2 separate regions of the Mus musculus genome follow, and region 2 is linked to region 1. Evidence: chromatin loops called from intact Hi-C (ENCODE). Cell type or tissue: left cerebral cortex. All regions are shown on one strand. Each heading gives the region's core, and the rest is flanking DNA. Links, peaks and the distances in the headings are about the cores only. Region 1 holds the start of Ube2d-ps (ubiquitin-conjugating enzyme E2D, pseudogene). Region 2 holds the start of Ewsr1 (Ewing sarcoma breakpoint region 1).

Region 1 (5,370 bases), core at 252-5,251:
TTCTCAGTTTCCAAAGTAGCTAGAGTACAAATGAGAGCCACTGCACCCAACTGGAAACATGCACCCAGGTGGGCTGTGAAAACATGACTCCAGAAGCAAAGTCTTGTACTTAAGCCATCTGAGTGAAGTTTCAACTAGCTTTGGAAGATTACTCAAGAAAAACAAAGGAAGCTTTCCAGATAAAAGTAGGCCACAGGGCTGGAAAGATAGCCCAGTGGTCTAGAGCACTTGTTCTTGCAAAAGACCCAGGACTACATGGTGGTTCACAACCATCTTTAATTCCAGTTCCAGGAAATCCAACCCCTCTTCTGACCTCTTCAAACCACTGTGGACACATACACACAAATATAAACACACAGGCAAATATTCATACATATATATGTATATACACACATATATATATGTATGTAATATATGTGTAATAAAATGAAAAGAATCTAAAAAAAAGAAAGAGTCAAGGTGTAAAGATATAGAAGATGGGGCTGGAGGGATGGCTTAGTGGTTAAGATCACTGGCTGCTCTTCCAGAGGTCCTGAGTTCAGTTTCCAGCAACCCCATGGTGGCTCACAACCATCTGTAATGGGATCTGATGCCCTTTTCAGGTGTTTCTGAAGACAGCCACAGTGTACTCATATACATTAAATAAATGGTTTTTTTTTTTAAATGATAGAAGGTGCAGGATGGGTAGATCTCTGTGAGCTGAATGAAGGCCAGCCTGGTCTACAGAGTGAGCTCCGGGATAGCCAGGGCTCTACAGAGACCCTGTTTTGAAAGATCTGCCTGCTTCTGCCTCTAGAGTGATGGGATTAAAGGCATGAGCCACCACCACAATAGCATAACTAAAGGTAAGGAAGTAAAACTTAAAGACAGCAGACCCTAAGGGATCACAGAGAGCCCTGAATGTATTCCCACAGGCCACAGATCTTCCTTGTGGAGTTTTGGAAGAGGGTGGAGCTTGGTAAGGCTTATAGTTTAGAGGACAGTTCATGACATGTGTTTAGGATAAACTAGGAGAATAGGTGAATGGCATATAGGAATCTGGCTGGGAAACCATTTAAGTGTTCGATTCATTGTTTTTGTTTTGGGCAGGGTTTGTATGCGTATGTGCAGGAACATGACAGAGGCCAGAGTAGAATGCCAGATATATGACAGAGTAAATGCTACTCTTTGTGCCTTACTGCTTTTGGTGCAAGGTCTCTCACTGAACTGGAATCTCACTATCTATGCTAAGGTAGCTCCAGGGATCCTGTCATGCCGGCTACCCAGTGCTGGGGTTAGAGACATGAGTAGCCAACCTCACCTTTTCTGTGGGTACTAATGATCTCAGGGCCCCATGCTTGCACCACAAGCACTCCTATCTACTATCTCCTCAGCTCCTCTAGTTTTAGATTTTCCTTTGGGGATCTTTCTCTCTTTCTTTCTTTCTTTCTTTCTTTCTTTCTTTCTTTCTTTTTTTGGTTTTTCCAGACAGGGTTTCTCTGCATAGCTCTGGCTGTCCTGGAACTCACTTTGTAGACCAGGCTGGCCTTGAACTCAGGAATCCGCCTGTCTCTGACTCCTGAGTGCTGGGATTAAAGGTGTGCGCCACCACGCCCGGCTTTTTTTTTTTTTTTAAGACATGGTCTTACTCTGCAATCCAGGCTGGCCTCAAACTCACTATGTAGCCCAGTCTGGTGTTGGAACACCTTTGGTCCAGAGCAACTGCACTAGCATACCCTATTAGGTTTATCTGTCTGGAAACAATATATATGATTATTTATATAGAGAGTCCAGATTCTTTACTGTATGAGGCACGCTGATATTATGTATTTTGCCATATTCTATTTCATTTCCAAGATGTTGGCTACAATCTATTACACAGATTTTGTGACATACCACTAAGTTCTTTACACTTGGTCTTAAACAGTTCGATGTCTTGGGGAAAGGGAAGCAGAGTTTAGCTTGGGATGTGCACTTTCAGGCTGAGTCTCAATAGCGGCAGTGCATTGAAGCCAACTAAGTACTACTGAAAATGCAGCTCTCCAGACATGTAGATGCATCTGTGCTCAGCACCTACGCGTATTCAGAAATATCTGTAACACTTCTGCCCAGAAAGCATATAAAAGTGAATGTATACTTACAGCGCTGACAACCACTAAGCTCAGGAGTTAAGTGACAGCCTGGGGAGGAGCCCAGGGAGGGGCAGAGAGCATAGCGTGTGGCACCTGCGGTTTCAGGCATGTCCTGGTGCCCAGGCCCCTCGCCTAGCAGAAACCAGAGCCACAGGGCCGTGACCGTGGCCGAGTAACTGACCGTGCGCGACTCCGTGGTCAGACCCAGGACTGCTGCGCGCACTAGCTACCCACAGCGCACCGCGGCGCGCACGCGTAGAGCGCCGTTCCCGGCGTGCAGCGTTGCGGCCCAGGCGGCCGTCTTAGTCTGCCCCGCAGGGCCGGTGGGGCACGAGCAGCGGGAACATGGCTCTAAAACGGATCCAGAAGGTAAGAGTGGCGGAAACGGGGTCCTCCCGCCCGTCCACTCTGCGGGCTGTCGCAGCGAATAGAACCCCGCGGCTGAGGTGCGGCAGGGCGCACTGACACTTGCCCCGCGCGAGTTCCGCCGCGGTCGGCGCAGACTTAGGAGGTGGCTGAGTGCCTCTGGCGGGCGACTCGCGGGGGCGGAGTCATGCGACCGGGTCACGTGCGCGCGCAGCTTTGGGCGGAGTTTAGGGAAGCAGAGGGGTGTCTCCCAGGGTGCCTAGCACGAGAGGCTGAGCTGCGGGAGAATTTCATCCCGTAGGTTTGTATTAGCCCATTAACCTAGAGCCTGGTAATTGCATCTCAGAAAAAGAAGCCACCAATCCACCCTTTACCATTTGTTAACGTTTTAGCCTATCCACTTTTCGTCCTTTTCCTAAAGAAAATTATTTTATATTTCTAAGTTGTTTTTTGTTCCGTTTTGGTTTGGTTTGGTTTGGTTTTTTGAGACACGGCCTCCTGGCAGACCCAGAACTCGCTATGTAGACAAGGCCAGCCTCAAACTCACAGAGATCCTCCTGCCTCTGGTTGCCGAGGGGCGTGCACCACCATACCCTGCATTATACTGTAATTTATGATCCATGTTTTCACATAGTATTAATAGTTGGAATTTTTTTAAAGATTTATTTATTTATTTATTTATTTATTTATTTATTATATGTAAGTACACTGTAGCTGTCCTCAGACACTCCAGAAGAGGGAGTCAGATCTCGTTACGGATGGTTGTGAGCCACCATGTGGTTGCTGGGATTTGAACTCCTGACCTTCGGAAGAGCAGTCGGGTGCTCTTACCCATTGAGCCATCTCACCAACCCTAGTTGGGATTTTCTATACTGCAAAATGGTATTTATAACCTCTTTTTTAAAGGATTTGGGGCCGGGCGTGGTGTTGCATACCTTTTATCCCAGCACTTGGGAGGCAGAGGCAGACGGAGTTCGAGGACAGCCTGATCTACAGAGGACAGCCAAGGCTATACAGAGAAACCCTGTCTCGAAAAACCAAAAAAAAAAAAAAGATTTGCTCACTTATATGTGGGTGTAAGGTGCCCTGTGTAGGTGCCAAGAATCATACTCAGGAGCTCTGGAAGAGCAGTTCATGCCCTTAACCACTGAGCCATCTCTCCAGCCCTATGACCCTAACTTTTAGCATTAGCATGATTCTTTCCACCAAGTGGATCCAGGTTATGTGTCTCAATTAGATTTCTGTCGCTGTGATAAACACCATAACCAGAAGCAGCTTGGGAGGAGAGGGAAGCCAAAGCAGAGACCTGGAGGCAGAAACTGAAGAAGAGGCCATGGAGCAGGGCTGCTTGCTGGTGTGTGCCAGTTTGCTTTATTCTATACCCCAGGACCATGTGCCAGTTAGGGCACCGTGCACAGTGGACTGGGCTCTTTCTTCTACATCAGTCAAGTAAATGTCTCAGACATTTGTCTACAGGACAGTCTGATGGAGGGATTTGCTGGGTTGAGGTTACCTCTTCCCAAATGACCCTCCAAGTCGATTGACCCCTTATCAACTTAATATACCAATAGATTGTTATTAAACCATAATCTTTTCTTTTTTTGTTTATCCCCAAGAGCTCATAATAATATCACAATACAAAATACATTGCAACTTTTAAATAATGTGCTTGGTTTTTCTTAAGTTCTTTTGTGTATTGGTGTTTCCTCTGCATGAATGACTGCATCGTATACATGCTTGGTACTCTGTGGAATCCAGAAGAGGGTGTCAGATCCTCTTGGACTAGACCTTCAGATGTTTGTGAGCTATCATGTAGGGGTTGGGAGCAAGTACTCTAGCCACTGGACCATCTCTTTGGTTTTCATTTCAACTTTGTAAAGTCCCAAAGTCATTAAAAAACTCAAGCACTTTAAAAGGTCAGTTTGGAGAGACGTCTCAACAGTTAAAAGCACTTACTGCTCTTACCAAGGACTTAGATTTGATTCCCAGCATCCACATAGGCCCTAGGCAGACAACCAAGAAGACAGAGCTGGTCATTTTAAAGTGTCCAAATCAAAGTGGTGGGATCCCTTGATAGGCTCAGAAGAGCATTGTTCATTAGGCTCCTCAGCTGGTTTTTTCCTGTTTGGCTCTAAAGCTTGGCTCCACAGTGGTGTTACCAGGATATGCTTCTAGGCAGTTTGATAGCTGTTGGCCTAGCTAGGCTCATAGTGTGAGATGCCTCTTAGTGTATTAGTCAGGGTTCTCTAAAGAAACAGAATCACTTCTGTTGGGAGATTATGCATCAAATTTATTAGAGTGGCTAGTGCAACAATGACTGTCTCTCTATGGAAAGTTGAAGGATTTGGTAGTAGTTTCAGTCACAGGCTGGATGTCTCTCCTGGTCTTCAGTGTTCTTAGAATTCCAAAGAAGCAGGTTCTAATACTAGCAAAGGATTGCAGCCTAGATGAACTTGCCAGCAAGTGTGAGAGTGAGGCCGGGCGTGGTAGCGCACGCCTTTAATCCCAGCACTGGGGAGGCGGCAGAGGCAGAGGCAGGCGGATTTCTGAGTTCCAGGACAGACAGGGCTATACAGAGAAACCCTGGGGTAAAAAAAAAAAAAAAAAAAAGAGTGAGAGTTAGCAGGCAAATAGCAATGGACCTTTTTCTATGTCCTTTTTTGTGGGCTGCCACCAGAAGGTGTGGCCCAGGTTTAGGGTGGGCCTTCCAACTTCAAATGATCCAATCAAGAAAATCTCTCACAGCTGCTTACATTTTAATTGACTCAAGATTTAGTCTAGTTGACAATCAAGATTGTCCATCACATTATAACCAGGCACTCCAAAAGGTCTCATTTTGACTTTCATTTGGTTCTTAGGTACAAACTGTTGCTCATCTCAAACGCTATATTTA
Region 2 (5,370 bases), core at 193-5,192, 660 kb before region 1:
CCTCTCCTGGATCAAAGCTGCTAGAAATCTCTTTCTGGAAAAGAGTCTCCTCTCCGGATCCAGACGGACCTTGTTATACAACCGATCCCCCGCGCCGGTTGCTGAGAAAAGGACACTGGGAAGCCACTGCTTTTTGGGTAGGGAAGGAGGTGGAGTTAACTCATGATTAAATCGAAGCCTCTTGAGTGGGGAGCACGAAGATTTAGGGGAACCAACTAGGTCCTCCGAGGGGGCAGCTTGGTCGGGCCGGGCCAGGCCTGGGGGATAATGGGGCTCCCCTCTTAAGCCGGCGCCCCTCAGCTTACACATTCGCGACGGCTTTTTGTTTGTTTTTCTGAGTCCCTACACAGTAAACACTTGCCCTGGGGCTAGCGATGGGAGGAGACGTTCCACGGGAAACCGGCCACGGCTTCTCGAGCCGCCATCAGACACCTCGCTTCACGCGCCTTCGGGGTGATGGGCTCCAGGCCCAGCCGCGGTCCCCTTCGGGCCCTCGGAGGCCCTAGGCCCGGCCCACGTGGCGAGAGACCCGGAGCACCCGGCCCCGACAACCACCACACAAAGGAGGCCTGGACGGGCTCTGCACGCCTCAGCTACCGCGAGGCCCTCGCGCGCAACGCGGCCGCCAAAAGGTTCCAGAACCAGCCCGCCTAGTGGGGGAGGGGAAGGGAACGCGGATCCCCCACCCCCACCCCCGAGCTCGTCGGGCCGCGGCGGGAACTCCAACCCCTTTCGGCGACTTCACTCAGTCATCCCTGCCACCCCCAGAGACGAGCGCCTCCCAGTCTGGGTGTCCCAGCTGTCGCCGGCGGGACCGCGATCCCACTCCGCTTACCCGTGGACGCCATTTTCTCGCCTTCCTCCTCGTTCTCTCAACGTCCGTCTCCTTCTCGCGTTCCCCCTAGGCGCCGCACTGCGCAGGCGCGAAACCCGCAACCTCGGACGCTACCATCGGGCCAGGCCTCGGGGGTGGCCGAAGAGGAGCGAACCGGAGCTCTTCGGCTCTTCGCTCCCGAAACCGTTGACCCGATCCTCTCCCAAAGAGCCGGACGTGACGAGTGGTCTAAAAAAAAAAGGCGCCTCGGGGGCCAGCGCGCCAGTGAGCGAGGGTTACCCACGAACCCGAGAGCTCCTTGGCGCGAGGCGCGGTGGCTCGGAATGGTTACGCCCGCTGGCTCTAGGGACCGTCTCTGAAGAGTCTGCCCTGGAGGGAGACGGAGGCTGGCGGGAGGGCTGGGGGAAGGGATCCCGGCCGGCCTGAAACAACTGCTGACTAATCGGCGGGCGGGATCACGCGCCTCTGTGTGCGTGCAGCGGGTTTCGGGCACCGAGGGCTCGGCCTGGAACCGGCGGCCGGACTTACCGGGCGGGCCCCCCTGCTCGGTTTTCTAGGGTGGGTGGGGGTGGGAGGACATGCTCCCCAGGCCCCTGGACGCGTGGCCTGAGCGGGCGGGGGAGGGGACCGAGGGCCGTCGGCTTGGGAGGGAGGCCGGGAATGCCGCGCCCGACCCCAGTAACGGTCGGGGTTGAGAAGCCCTGTGATCGTCCTTCAACCCATCCCCTTGTTTCAACAGAAAACCCAGAACCCACGAAATTGAGTTCTTTCCTTAAAGTTACAAAGCTGAATGCGACCCAGACCCCGGGCCTCCCCTCTCTGTACACCGCCCGGAAGCTTCGCCACACTGTCCTTGCCTTCCCACTCTGTCCTCCTGGCTTCCCTGCAAGGTAGGCAGGGTGTGATATGCATAGCTCTGAGGTCTCTGACAAGGGCTCCAGAAAGACACTGAGGCGGATTGTTGGCGATTGGTGGGGTTTTTGGTTTTGCTTTTCTGAGAGTTACTGACACAGTGGACAGACACAGACAAACATTAGCATGGCGGGCGAGGACTCGGAAGAAACCAGGGTCCATGTGGGAGAAGTAGGCGTGTCGCACCCTTCTGAGGATGGGCGTGGCTTCAATGCCGGAGCTTCTGGCCCGGGGCAGGCAGGGAAGGGAGCTGGGAGCCCGATGTGTAGCCCCCCAGTTCCCCATTTTATGTAAAATCACCTTCAGGTGAGAGATCCAGGCGTCCGAGTCTGTTAGTTCGCCACTCATAGTGTCTCACTAGAGGCCGGTCGGAATCTGAAGGGGAGAAAGGCGTGTATTGTGTTCTAGGAGGAGCAGCTGGATTCATTATTGGATTCTTACAAGTTACGTTTTATTAATTGAAGATATGGTTGCAGGAGTGTTACGGCTTGCCTATGATGTATGAGGCCCTAGTTTCCATTCCTATCGCCAAGAAAGAGAAGAGACTGGTCCAGAGGACTCGAGGCCCAGTTCCCTATGTCCATGGACCTGTCCCCTAGTGCCCAGGGATGGAATGGTTGTAAGAAGGTGCAAGAGGAAGCTTCATTTTAGGTGACCCTGCCTCCAGGTAAGGGTGAAATCTGCCTGCTTTTCTGAACTTCAACCCAGTACCAAAAATAAAGGGTGGAGTTCACCCCAGCAGGACCTGGGACTATGCTAATATGTCTTCCAATGAACACCAGCCTTGAGTCTGGAGACAAGCCATTTGAGTGGGGGGGGGGGGGAGCCAAACTTTGCTCATTAGGATAAAATTCACAATATGGGAAGGGAACATTGACAATTCAGAGTGAGTAGGAGATGGCCTATTGAGGGATGGAGGCAAGGCCAGGCAGAGGAGATTTTCATATTTGGCATCTGCAAGGGAAAGCCTTGACAAGGAAGCTAAGTCGAATCGCTTTCTGCCCTGAATCAGCTCAGTAGGAGACTCAGAGGACTGCCCAGGAATGGTGGGAGGGCCTGGAGGAAAGGCAGTGTGAGAGGAGAGTACAGGAGAGAAGCTATGCTCGGTGGGCAGGGAACGACCATGGGGTCAGAGTTTGTAGCAGCTGCTGCGCCTTTACTTGTAAGCTATGTGCCTCCCATGAGTCATCTCTCCAGGTGGTGCTTTGGGTTGGTTTGAGGAAGAGCTGGAGCCTGAACCAGGTGCAATGGTGCAGATTTGTGACCCAGCACTTAACACCTAGTCAGGACAATCTTCTATCCCAGGCTGTGGATAGGGTTACCTGATGAGATTTGTTTAAAGCAACACCAAAAAAAGCTTTAAAAAAGAGAAAGTTGTGGGCCTCCACTCTATCCTTTTTCTTACCATCTGTAAGGGAAATGTATCAGAATCCGCAGTTCACAGATTAGGACGCTTGCCCAGGGACGCACAGCAGAAAGCTGCAGCACACACTGGAGTATCCTTGGCAAAATGAGGCTAGGGTCAGGGTTGGGGAGGAAATAGTGCCACGGTTGTAATCACCTTGTAAAGCTTGGAATGCGGACTCTTGTAGCCCACTTTCAGCCTTACACTGCTTGTACCATTAGCTGTCCTCGCCCCTCACCCCCACCCCCTGTTCAAAGGGGCACCTGAGGCCATCAGGACTCCCTAAGGCTGGGAACACTGGAAAGGAGGCAGGAAGTGGGAAGCCTGAGCTGGCCTTGACTTAGCCGTTCCCAGGGGAATTACCCATCTTTTTGGCAGTGAATGGCCCCAGTTTAACTTGTCTGGTCCTGTATCTTCCACTAAGACTTAAGGCCCACCAGACTCGGTTTTGTTTTTGAAACTGGGTCTCATATCACCCAGGCTAGTTTTTTAACTCAACATGTAGCCAAGAACTCCTAACTTTTTCTTTTATTCTTTGTCCAGCACTGGGAAGCAAATCCAGGTGCCTGTGCATGGCTAGGTGAGTACGCTCCCACTGTCTGCATCTCTAATGACCTTGTACTCCAGTCCTCCATGTCTCCACTCCTGAGTGCTAGCTAGCATCACAGCTGTGCACGGCCGAGCTGGTCCCATCCCAGACACGTGGGCAGGTAGGATAGGAAGGTGGCTAATAAGAACAGGGGTTGGGACTTGAGCCCACTTCAGCCAACCTATTGGACCTGCCTCTGCAGGTTCAATTCCCCCTCTGTAAAATGGGGTCACTGGGGGGCTGGAGAGATGACTCAGCGGTTAAGAGCACTGACTGCTCTTCCAGAGGTCCTGAGTTCAATTCCCAGCAACCACTATTTTTTTCTTTCCAATTTCCATTTATTTTTGGCTCTGGGGCGATGTCATCTTTTCAATATGAAAAAAAAAAAAAAAAAGCAAGTAGAACACAAAATAGAAAGGTAGGAAATGACCAAACCAAGGGCAGGAGGAGAACGGGGCAGAGGTGGTGACCTCCCATCTGGGGAGTGTCTGAAAGACCCAGGTGGAAACATATTTTCCCAAGTGTGGAGTTTCAGCGGGAATTGGAGTGTTCAGAGGCCTTGCCACACCCCCAACTCCCATCTCTCAGAAAAAGGAGAACCAATATAGGGAAGACACTTCCAATGGCAGTTTTGGCTCAGGACAGCTGGAGGATATAAATGGAGATAATACTGTTAATACCTCTCCTGAGGCTGAGAGATAAAGCAGGAGAAAAACAAAACCAAACCCTGCTGACTGAAAGCCCGGGTGGATTCCTGCGTCTATATGGCCCTGACTGGAAAACCCCACCCTCTCTTCCTGGTGGCCTCTACCTAGTATCCCCTCTACCCGCTTTTCCCTGATCCACTCACTACTAATGCGCCGCCGGAAGAGGACATCAGATCTCATTACCGATGGTTGTGAGCCACCATGTGGTTGCTGGGATTTGAACTCAGGACCTTTGGAAGAGCAGTCAGTGCTCTTAACTGCTGAGCATCTCTGCAGCCCCAATATACTGGAATATTAACTGGACAGTTAAATTAAAAAAAAAAAATGGATACCAGTAGGAAGCACAGGTTAACAACCAGAATGCTCAAAAGCGTCTGTAATGGGATCTGATGCCCCCTTCTGGTGTGTCTGAAGACAGCTACGGTGTACTCACATACATAAAAGAAATCAAAAATAAACAAAAAATGGGGTCACTGGTAAAATAGAGAGGGTGTCAGATAAAAGCAAAAATAATTGCTACTGTTTTTGTTTATCCCTAGCCTACAGCCTCAGGACCACCTTTGACTACCATCAACCAAATATGCATGCCTGGGAGGCCCCTGGCTCACTGTCCCGGGCCCTGCCCCTTGCTTCCTCAGTCCTGATGCTGCTGCTGAGCTGTCTGTGGTTATTGGGGGCTGGCCCCAGCCTCAGATTGGCTCCAGAGCTGCTAATGGAACCCTGGCAGGGTAAGGACTGGCTCCATGGACCTTGAAGGAAGTTATAGGGCCTGAAACCAGTTAGTGGCATTAGTGTGAACCTTATGGTGGTTATACAAGGATAGGGCAGAGTGTCCCAGGGCAGGTTAGTGTTCTGACATGCCCAGCTCAAGAAAGAGGGCAGAAGATCCTGTAAAGGTGCAGAAGGTGAGATGGAAGGCATG

Evidence for each region. A loop is a pair of places that touch in the nucleus more often than their neighbours do. Peaks named below come from ENCODE experiments on the same cell type or tissue, not always from the same donor. Only the 100,000 strongest peaks of a DNase experiment are listed, where the experiment ranks them.
Region 2: a loop joins it to region 1, with 4 times the contacts of the local background. A loop is called at or near these places in 1 of 42 quality-filtered maps.

The regions. Positions count from the first base shown.
Region 1 is chr11:5,759,761-5,765,130 of GRCm38, forward strand. It overlaps Ube2d-ps (ubiquitin-conjugating enzyme E2D, pseudogene), which reads left to right and starts at 2,390. Exons shown (of 7, transcript NR_015577.1): 1 at 2,390-2,480. It also overlaps a transcript of Urgcp not described here. In left cerebral cortex, for the core only: no CTCF peak of the experiment used is centred there; DNase peaks (open chromatin) are centred at 2,384 and 2,648; H3K4me3 peaks cover 1,608 bases; H3K27ac peaks cover 1,320 bases.
Region 2 is chr11:5,098,174-5,103,543 of GRCm38, forward strand. It overlaps Ewsr1 (Ewing sarcoma breakpoint region 1), which reads right to left and starts at 923. Exons shown (of 17, transcript NM_007968.4): 1 at 836-923. The coding sequence starts at 848. Rhbdd3 (rhomboid domain containing 3) reads left to right here and starts at 1,100. Exons shown (of 9, transcript NM_177370.4): 1 at 1,100-1,393; 2 at 1,575-1,725; 3 at 2,224-2,414; 4 at 3,696-3,732; 5 at 4,988-5,176. The coding sequence starts at 5,029. In left cerebral cortex, for the core only: CTCF peaks have their summits at 2,355 and 4,844 (motif pointing left); DNase peaks (open chromatin) are centred at 961, 1,180, 1,901 and 2,860; H3K4me3 peaks cover 2,267 bases; H3K27ac peaks cover 2,341 bases.